2 separate regions of the Homo sapiens genome follow, and region 1 is linked to region 2. A link is an interaction called in ENCODE POLR2A ChIA-PET data of the cell type or tissue named here. Cell type or tissue: endothelial cell of umbilical vein. All regions are shown on one strand. Each heading gives the region's core, and the rest is flanking DNA. Links, peaks and the distances in the headings are about the cores only. Region 1 overlaps PZP (PZP alpha-2-macroglobulin like). Region 2 has its middle 9.9 kb from the start of RIMKLB.

Evidence for each region. Peaks named below come from ENCODE experiments on the same cell type or tissue, not always from the same donor. Only the 100,000 strongest peaks of a DNase experiment are listed, where the experiment ranks them.
Region 1: POLR2A ChIA-PET joins it to region 2 with 13 read pairs; 2 of 35 experiments call an interaction of 5 or more read pairs at or near these places.

Annotation. Positions count from the first base shown.
Region 1 is chr12:9,161,285-9,165,680 of GRCh38, forward strand. It overlaps PZP (PZP alpha-2-macroglobulin like), which reads right to left. Exons shown (of 36, transcript NM_002864.3): 19 at 3,855-4,083; 20 at 2,849-2,975; 21 at 2,384-2,505; 22 at 1,313-1,364. It also overlaps a transcript of KLRG1 not described here. Among named protein-coding and RNA genes, the nearest start is that of PZP, 45 kb to the right of the region's middle. In endothelial cell of umbilical vein, for the core only: no CTCF peak of the experiment used is centred there; DNase peaks (open chromatin) are centred at 2,337 and 3,067; H3K27ac peaks cover 1,544 bases.
Region 2 is chr12:8,685,860-8,690,255 of GRCh38, forward strand. It overlaps a transcript of RIMKLB not described here. Among named protein-coding and RNA genes, the nearest start is that of RIMKLB, 9.9 kb to the right of the region's middle. In endothelial cell of umbilical vein, for the core only: no CTCF peak of the experiment used is centred there; a DNase peak (open chromatin) is centred at 2,132; H3K27ac peaks cover 786 bases.

The DNA of each region.
Region 1 (4,396 bases), core at 280-4,279, 480 kb after region 2:
CATTCAGAACAGTATCTGCAACATATTCAATTTCAACGAATGTGAGCAATTGTTATTATTGCAGTTATTTTATTATTAGAGTTAGCAGTAATATTATTATATCTCCTTGTGGAACTCTGGGTGCAAGGAATAAGAATTTGACTTAATGATGAGACTACCTTTGATAGTCTAATTGCTTTTGGCACTGTGTGACTTCCAGAGTCCTTCCTCTTCTCATTTAACTATATTTTTGCATGGCTGTGCTCAGTAGCTTTCTAAAAGAAGCCTAAGACTTAGTGGGGGAACTATCGCTCTCCACTTTTGTAGCAATATTAAGACTTATAACCATGATAATACAAGTTATTTTACTGCCTCCCTTACACTATATTTGAATGGATTCCCATGTTTATAAATAGATAACATGAATATACCTTAAATTAGTCCTTCTCAAATGACAAATACAGTGCTGTATACACTGTGGACATAGAACTAATAATGTGGCGGTTCTGTATAAAAGCTACAACTACTTCTTAATGATATGATGAACTTAAATGTAAATTATTTTCTACACGGAAAACACACATTTTTAGTGAGATGGGTAGGAAATGCTATATGTTTTGTCAGCAGCTGTTTTAGAGACTATCTCTTGGGATTCAAACTTATCATGACCCTGCTGTCTTTAGTTTTTGTTGTTGTTGTTGTTTGCTTGTTTGTTTTTTTAAGAGTCTCACTCTGTTGCCCAGGTTGGAGCGCAGTGGTGTGATTTCGGCTCACTGCAACCTCCCCCTGCCCGGCTCAAGCGATTCTCGTGCCCCAGCCCCCCATGTAGCTGGGACTACAGGCGCCCGCCACCAGGCCTGGCTAATTTTTGTTTTTTTCGTAGAGACAGGGTTTCACCATGTTGGCCAGGCTGTTCTCAAACCCCTGACCTCAAGTCATCCTCCCGCCTCAGCCTCCCAAAATGCTGGGATTACAAATGTGAGCCACCACACCCGGCTAACCCTGCTCTCTTTCTACCTCATCCTGGGACACTCTAAGCTTCTGCAGCTGGGCTTGTCAGTGAGCAGCCACTGGGCTATCCAGGTAAAAGGGCTACGTATGAACCAAGAAAGCCCAGGTATTAGTCCTGTCTGTACCACCTGAGTCACATTAACTTGCTCTCTTGGGCTCAATGTCTTCATCTGTAAAACATACATAAAGAAATATTTAGTATTATGCTGACTTTCATGGAACACTCTGAAAACTGGGAGATAAAATGAATGTGCATTGTAACTTGAGGTTTATACCCCTTTGTGGTTTTGATCTCACTATGATTATGAAGATGGACTCTTACCTGAGGCACAGGTCATAGAACTGAAAGTCTTTTCTTGCTCAATACCTTCAGCCTTGGATGAAAGGAAAGAAAAGGAGAAAAGATAGAAACATCCTGGTGACAAGAGAACCACATGGATTCCTTTCTTTGATGGGTAGGGTTTACACGAATGATGTTTACCATCCTACTCTTTTTTTCCCAACTTTTGTTTTAAGTTCAAGGGGACATGTGCAGGAGGTGCAGGTTTGTTACATAGGTAAATGTGTGCCATGGTGGTTTGCTGCACAGATCATCCCATCACCTAGGGATTAAGCCCAGCATCCACTAGCTATTCTTCCTGATGCTCTCCCTTCTGTCACTCCCACTCTCAGACAGGCCCCATATATGTTGCTCGCCTCCATGTGTCTATGTGTTTGCATCATTCAGCTCCCACTTATAAGTGAGAACATAACATCCTACTTGTTATTGAATTATTACAAATCCATAAAACATTGAAGAACCAGGGAGGGTGGTAGAGAGAAAATGGGAAGAGATAATAAGGGCAGTAAATCAAAGCTAATGGGTATGAGAGATATGTGAATCTTAGGAGAGAGGTGGAGATCAAGAAATTGCGCTCAATGTAATCCCAGCACTTTGGGAGGCCGAGAAGGGAGGATCACGAGGTCAGGAGATTGAGACCATCCTGGCTAACATGGTGAAACCCCGTCTCTACTAAAAATACAAAAAAAAAAAAAAAAAAATTAGCCAGGCGCCTGTAGTCCCAGCTACTCGGGAGGCTGAGGCAGGAGAATGGCATGAACCCGGGAGGCAGAGCTTTCAGTGAGCCGAGATCGCAACACTGCACTTCAGCCTGTGCAACAGAGCAAAACTCCGTCTCAAAAAAAAAAAAGGAAATTGCACTCAAATAATTTGTGAAAAAAAATTTACAATAGCTGGCAATGTTGTCTGCTGCAATGCTTTTAGGGCAGGAAATTCCATTAGTCTTACAGGATGTATTGTGTGAGCATGATATTAATGGTTCTTTGTTGTCTCAAGAGTGACCGCCCGGTGTTGCATTCTTACAGTTGTTAGGGACTCCCAAAAATATGTTACCTCCACCAACAGGGTTTTGATGACTGTGTCTTTTCTTTTAATCTCAGGGACCTCAACAACCTCATTTCCACAGAGTTCTAAGGACTGCATTGCCTCTGCACTCACTGAGAAGTTCACATTCCCTAAAACAAGGAATATTGAAAACATGAGTATCCACTTTGATAGTCCAATCACCTTTAAGGGCTGCACCTTAAACTTATAGTTGTCCAGAATAGAAAATAAGGCTAAAAAAAAAGAAACCCACAAGGTTAATGTATACTAAGTAGCCAATGTCCAAGATAGTGATTCTGGGGACTAGCTTGGGTGAGAACAGTGGGAGGAGGTCATAGTGGATAGAAATAGGAAAAAAAACTAACTTTATAGAATTATATCTATGGCAAATAAAAGAGAGAATATGATGAAAAAAGTACTCAGACAGCCACCGTCCTTGTTGATTGATAGGCCCTTTTGGGTACTGTCACTCACCCAGAGTTTTAGGAGTCACTGTCCAAGACAAGGTTTGTCTCTCATTTCCACAGATACAATAGGATTCTTCTCCCTTTGTATTTTGGGAAGCTAGGAAGGCTGGAGAGGCTTTCAGCTGCACACTGACCTATCACCCCATGTGAGGCAGAGACAGAAATGATCAGAATATGGAACGACACGAACACATAGAATTGGGGCCAAGTGTGAGATGCTGCAGTAAATTGGGATTTGTAAGAAAAATGTATGTCACATAGATTCATCCATGCTTTAAGAAGCATGGCAATGGCAATGATACAAATCAAGATTGGTTGTGTATTAGGAGGATTTGGCATTTGCCTTAGGGTAGCTTGTGGACGTGCAGGCTTGGCAGTGGCAGAGGAAAGGGAAAAGCAGTGATTGTATATTGCCCTAGGGAATACTATCTGCTGCTATGTAGATTTTCATAGTTTCTTCCTTCCTTTCTTCTCCTATTTCTTACAACATATATTACATGTCTAATCCATACAAGACATAAAACACTGGGAATGGTAGATGAGAGGCTCCCGATCTTGAGGATATTGTGTCACAAGAAAGATGATCTATATACAACCACTATTACATAATTTACAAAGAGATAAGTGCTATAAGATAAATTAAAATTATATATTTTGGAGATTTCAAGATGACGGGTTGGAGAATGACTCTCGTGGAACTGAGAAAGCTGAGTTGTGTGTCAGCTTCAAGAATGTTCCTGGCATATAACCTAACTTGCAGCAAAGAATTCTGCAAGCGCTAAGAAATAGAAAAGCAAGGTGTGGCTTAGAGAGCCGTGATTTAAGCACCCATAGCACATATATCATTGTATTATCTTTCTGATCATGTCCTGCTTTGCATAGCACTAATTATTCACAGTGCTAACACACAATCCCTTGAATTATCCTTAGTCTCAGGAACAGAATCAGTAGCTGACTGATCAAAGGAATCTTTTGTTCTACCCACCTTTCCTGTTCACCCTCATTTTCCTTACCCGGATGCATTTGGGAAGGTAGTTTAGGACCGTGGCCTTGAGTGTGAAGACCTCTCCACGAATCACAGAGTAAGGCATTGTGAGCTCCACAAAGAAGGGCTGGAAGGCTCGGAGAGAGGCAGTGGAAGAGATACCAAGTCCAGCATCTTCGGACAGGCAGAAGGCCCCTGCCTTCCACTCGGTGATGGTGTCAGGGACTGTTACTCCTACCTCAGCCACACCTGATGAGCTGGGGAGGAGGGCAAGTGAAGAACAGAAATAATGAATGTAAGCCACCTTTTCTCAAGTGAGAATTAATATGCATAAAGCTAACGTCAAGAACTGAATCCACTTAAGGGTATATGCGAGTGTGCATTCGTGTGAACACTAGATTATGTCCTGGGATCTGAGTTGGGAAAATGAAAGCCACTGAATGGTACCTCTCCCCCTTATCAACAAATGATCATATCCCACATGTCTGTACTTTGAATAAAAATATTTGAATTGCGATTCATTTTAGTCCTTAACTTCCCTTGCTATTGTATAATCCCATAAATAAGCAT
Region 2 (4,396 bases), core at 224-4,223:
TGCTGTGGGGCAATCTCGGCTCACTGCAACCTCCACCTCCCAGGTTCCAGCGATTCTCCTGCCTCGGCCTCCCGAGTAGCTGGGACTACAAGCGCCCACCACCACGCCCGGCTAATTTTTGTATTTTCAGTAGAGACGGGGTTTCACCATATTGGCCTGGATGGTCTCGAGCTCTTGACCTTGTGATCCGCCCACCTCGGTCTTCCAAAGTGCTGGGATTACAGGCATGAGCCACCGCGCCCGGACTAATTTTTGTGTTTTTAGTAGAGACAGGGTTTCACCATGTTGGCTAGGCTGCTCTCGAACTCCTGACCTCAGCTGATCCACTGATCCACCCACCTTGCCCTCCCATAGTGCTGGGATTACATTACAGGTGTGAGCCACCGAGCCCTCTCCCCCTTCCCTCCCCTCCCCTCCTCTCCTCTCCTCTCATTTCCTTTCCTTTCCTTTTTGGAGACGGAGTCTCACTCTGTCACCCAGGGTGGAGTGCAGTAGCCCGATCTCTGCAACCTTCGCCTTCCAGGCTCAAGCAATTCTCCCACTTCCGCCTCCCCACCACAGACGCGTGACACCATGACCAGCTATTTTCTTTTTTCTTTTCTTTTTTTTTTTTTTATTCAGGGTTTTCTTTCGTTTTTGAGACGGAGTCTCGCTCTGTTGCCCAGGCTGGAGTGCAGTGGCGCGATCTCGGCTCACTGCAAGCTCCGCCTCCCGGATTCATGCCATTCTCCTGCCTCAGCCTCGCAAGTAGCTGGGACTACAGGCGCCCGCCACCACGCCCGGCTAATTTTTTTTTGTATTTTTAGTAGAGTCGGGGTTTCACCGTGTTATCCAGGACGGTGTCGATCTCCTGACCTCGTAATCCGCCCGCCTAGGCCTCCCAAATTGCTGGGATTACAGGTGTGAGCCACCACACCCGGCCTCCACTGACTTTTAAAAAGTTAATGCTATATAGACAGCTGCATATATATAGCTGCAGTGTTCAATCCTATGCAGATTTGGAGAGGGCGCCACACAGGAATTATGGAGAAATCAGCGATTATGAACTTTAGTGCATCAGAATCATCAATGTATAACAAAATGAAGAATCTTCAGCTCTTTCTCTAAGGATTTCAATCTGGTGTGTCTGTGGTGGGGTAAGAATACGTACTTGGCGACCACCTTCAAGTGATTCTGATTCAGATGATCTCATTAAATGCAGGCTTTCTTACTTCATACCAGTATTTCTCAAATTTGAGTATGTACCTGAATCCCCCGAGGGCATGATTGCCAGATAAACACAGGATGATCCGTTTACTGTGAATTTCAGATAAACAATATAATTTTTTTAGTATGTGTCTCAAATACTGTAATATTTGGGCAAATAATCTAAGTAAAATTCAAATGTGCTTCCTCTCTAAGCATCATGAGTACTTTCAAATTAGGAGTTTAAATCTCCCTTGTGGCAGATATTTGTGATGATGATTTTGTCTTTTTAGGACATTTCAAAACATACAACCTCATCAAAGGATTTTCCTCTTCATTACTGTTTCTCCTGTTAACTTTTTCTTAGTATCTCCATCCTCCTTCTGTGGTCACTTCTGAAACAAAAAGCTCCAGAGAAATGTTACAACTTATTTTTCATACTTTTTCCTCTTTTCTTTGTTTCTCCTTTTATTTTCACACTTCTTGCTCCATTTCCTCTCTCTGCCTCTGCTCTCTCGTCTTTCCTTTGTAAGTCCCCAAGTTGCCCTGGACAAAATGAAATTTCTACCAGGGCTCCCCTCCTTCCTTTCTTCCTTTCTGTTTTCTTCTCTTTTTCCTTCCTTTCTGCTTTCTCCCTAAGCCATCCATGTCAAAATTAAAATCTGTAGGAACAAATTAGGGAGTCAGGGTACTGGGGACCAGCCTACATTATTGTGTTCCAGAAGGAGAATCTGTTCTGACAGTCCTTTTGCTAGAGCAAGTTCCAAGTCAGGAAGAAAAAAAAAAAAAAAAAAAAAGCAGGTGACCTGGGAGAGCTTCAAGAAACAATTGCTTTGCCTGGGGATCTGTTGGGAGAGTGATGGATGGCACTGCAGTTAGGACTTGGAGAACTGCAGGAAAAGGAGGGGAGTCATTGCCAGGCAGCATGAGGGGAGGAGGTGTCTAGAAGAAACAGCCATTCAGGAAGAGCTTATGAAAGGGGTGGAGAATGCACTGCCTGTGTATGCTGCAAGACCTTTCTGCAGACATTGTGTCTTTGTGAGCTGACTGCAGAGGCCATGTGCATGTGAAATGTATGAGAATGTATGTGTTGCTTATTTCAGATCATGTATGAACCTGTATGAATTGCTGACTGCAAGAAACGGGAGTGGATTGTTGAAAAGATCTTGCAGCCAGAGTGCTTGTTTGTGGTTGTGTGGTATGTGTGGCTTTTTGCCAAATGCACTGTTCTGATTCCAGCTCTGAAAGTTTAGTGGAAGTCTGGCAGATTAAGCCAAGACACAACAAAGTCAGAATTTAGAAGAAAATATGGGGGCAACATGAGAGGGAAACAGAAGCTGTTACAATAAGAGACAAGAAAAGCGAGATTTAGGGAAAGGGGAATGAGAAAACAGAAGATAAATAATAGAAATTATTTTCTTAGAAAGGAAAATTTTGAAGAAGAGCAGAAAGAAAAACAACACATTCTTTCAGATATAGGCACTGCATACTTTTAGTTCTCCTGGTACTCCAGTGACATAGTTCTTAGTCTCCCCCATTTCTTTCTGGATGGTTTATCTTGAAATAATGTATATTACAGGTATATTTTGGTTATACCAGAGGATTTTTAAACCTTAACAATTATTCAGAAATGAGCATTACTGTTTTTATATAATTAAAAAAACTTGTTGTTGTTAAAGGAGGGCTGTTGAGCATAATGAAAGTTTTGATCCAGGGATTAATTGAACAGGATTAGAGAATTTTGTGTGTGTGATTAAAATAATGTGTGAAGTGCATGACGTATTTCTTTCTTTCTTTTTTTTTTTTCTGAGGTGGAGTCTCGCTCTGTTGCCCAGGCTGAAGTGCAGTGGCACGATCTCGGCTCACTGCAGCCTTGGCCTCCTGGGTTCAAGAGATTCTCCTGTCTCAGCCTCCCAAGTAGCTGGGATTACAGGTGCCCGACACCACACCCGACTAATTTTTTCTATTTTTAGTAGAGACAGGGTTTCGCCATGTTGGCCAGGCTAGTCTCGAACTCCTGACCTCAGCTGATCTGCCTGCCTCAGCCTCCAAAAGTGCTGGGATTACAGGCGTGAGCCGCTGCACCCGGCCATGCATGACATATTTCAAAACAGGGATAATAAAATACACCTTATCTCCACATTCTAAAGATCTATGGTTATTACTTTATTAGCAAAATTTAACAGGGGCTACTTATACCTGGAATAAGATATTTAACTTAGTCATGAGATTTTCTTCTAGATTTGGTAAACACAAGGACAGCATAACTTTTAGACTGAATGTGGGCTGAAAAGAGACGTCCTCGTTGGGAGCAGCCTAGTTTTGCTTTGTTGCCAAAACATTGTAACTATATATTTTGACTTCAAACTGCAACCATTACAATCTCTCTTTCTCAGCATTTTGCTCAATTAATATTTTAAACCAAAATAATTAATAGAAATTATATTTCTAACACTACTTTGCTCTATTCATTAATCTGTCTTGTTTCATTCAGCCATATTTTCCTCCTGTACTTCCTACTCTTTTTTCCATCTGCCTCTCTTTGTTATTTCTTCCTCTCTGTCACGTTTCCCTGGATTTGATTAAAGTCTCCTTCACTTTTTCCTCACCTTTCTCTCTTTTATTGAAATCACTCCTTTTCAGGTTTGTCTTTCTCCCCAGTCCTTTCTCCGGTGTCTTTGTCTCCAGCAGAGAGGGTATGGTGGTGATGCGGAGGTGGGGAATGAGGCCTGGGAGAACGCAGGCTGGGTATAGGTAGGAGAAAATGGGGCTTCAGCTGTTTCTGCAATCAGCCTACAAAAGGCTGACTTAAAACCTGCCTCTGTAAATCCCCCCTCTTCTGCGCCCTCAAAGGGTCTCTCTACTTCCCCACCTTAAATTCCACCTCCCCCATCCCCATTTCTCTAGTGACATCACTCCTTACCAGCTGTGACTGTCAGGGACTCTGACCTACTTTTGCCCACTCTATTAGGCAATAAGCCATGTTTTCTCCACTAAACTCAGGATTTTCTGCTAAACCCTCTTTGTCCCAGCATGTCAGTGGGTCCCTTTTTAAACCTCAAAACATTTTACAGTTTCCTACAATACAGTCATTTTTTCATGCCTGAAGTTCGAGAAAAAGCATAATTGATAAAAAGATTCTATGACTGTAGAAAATCCATTTATGACTTAAATGGAGTTATACTTTATCAAAATAGAATCCATACATATT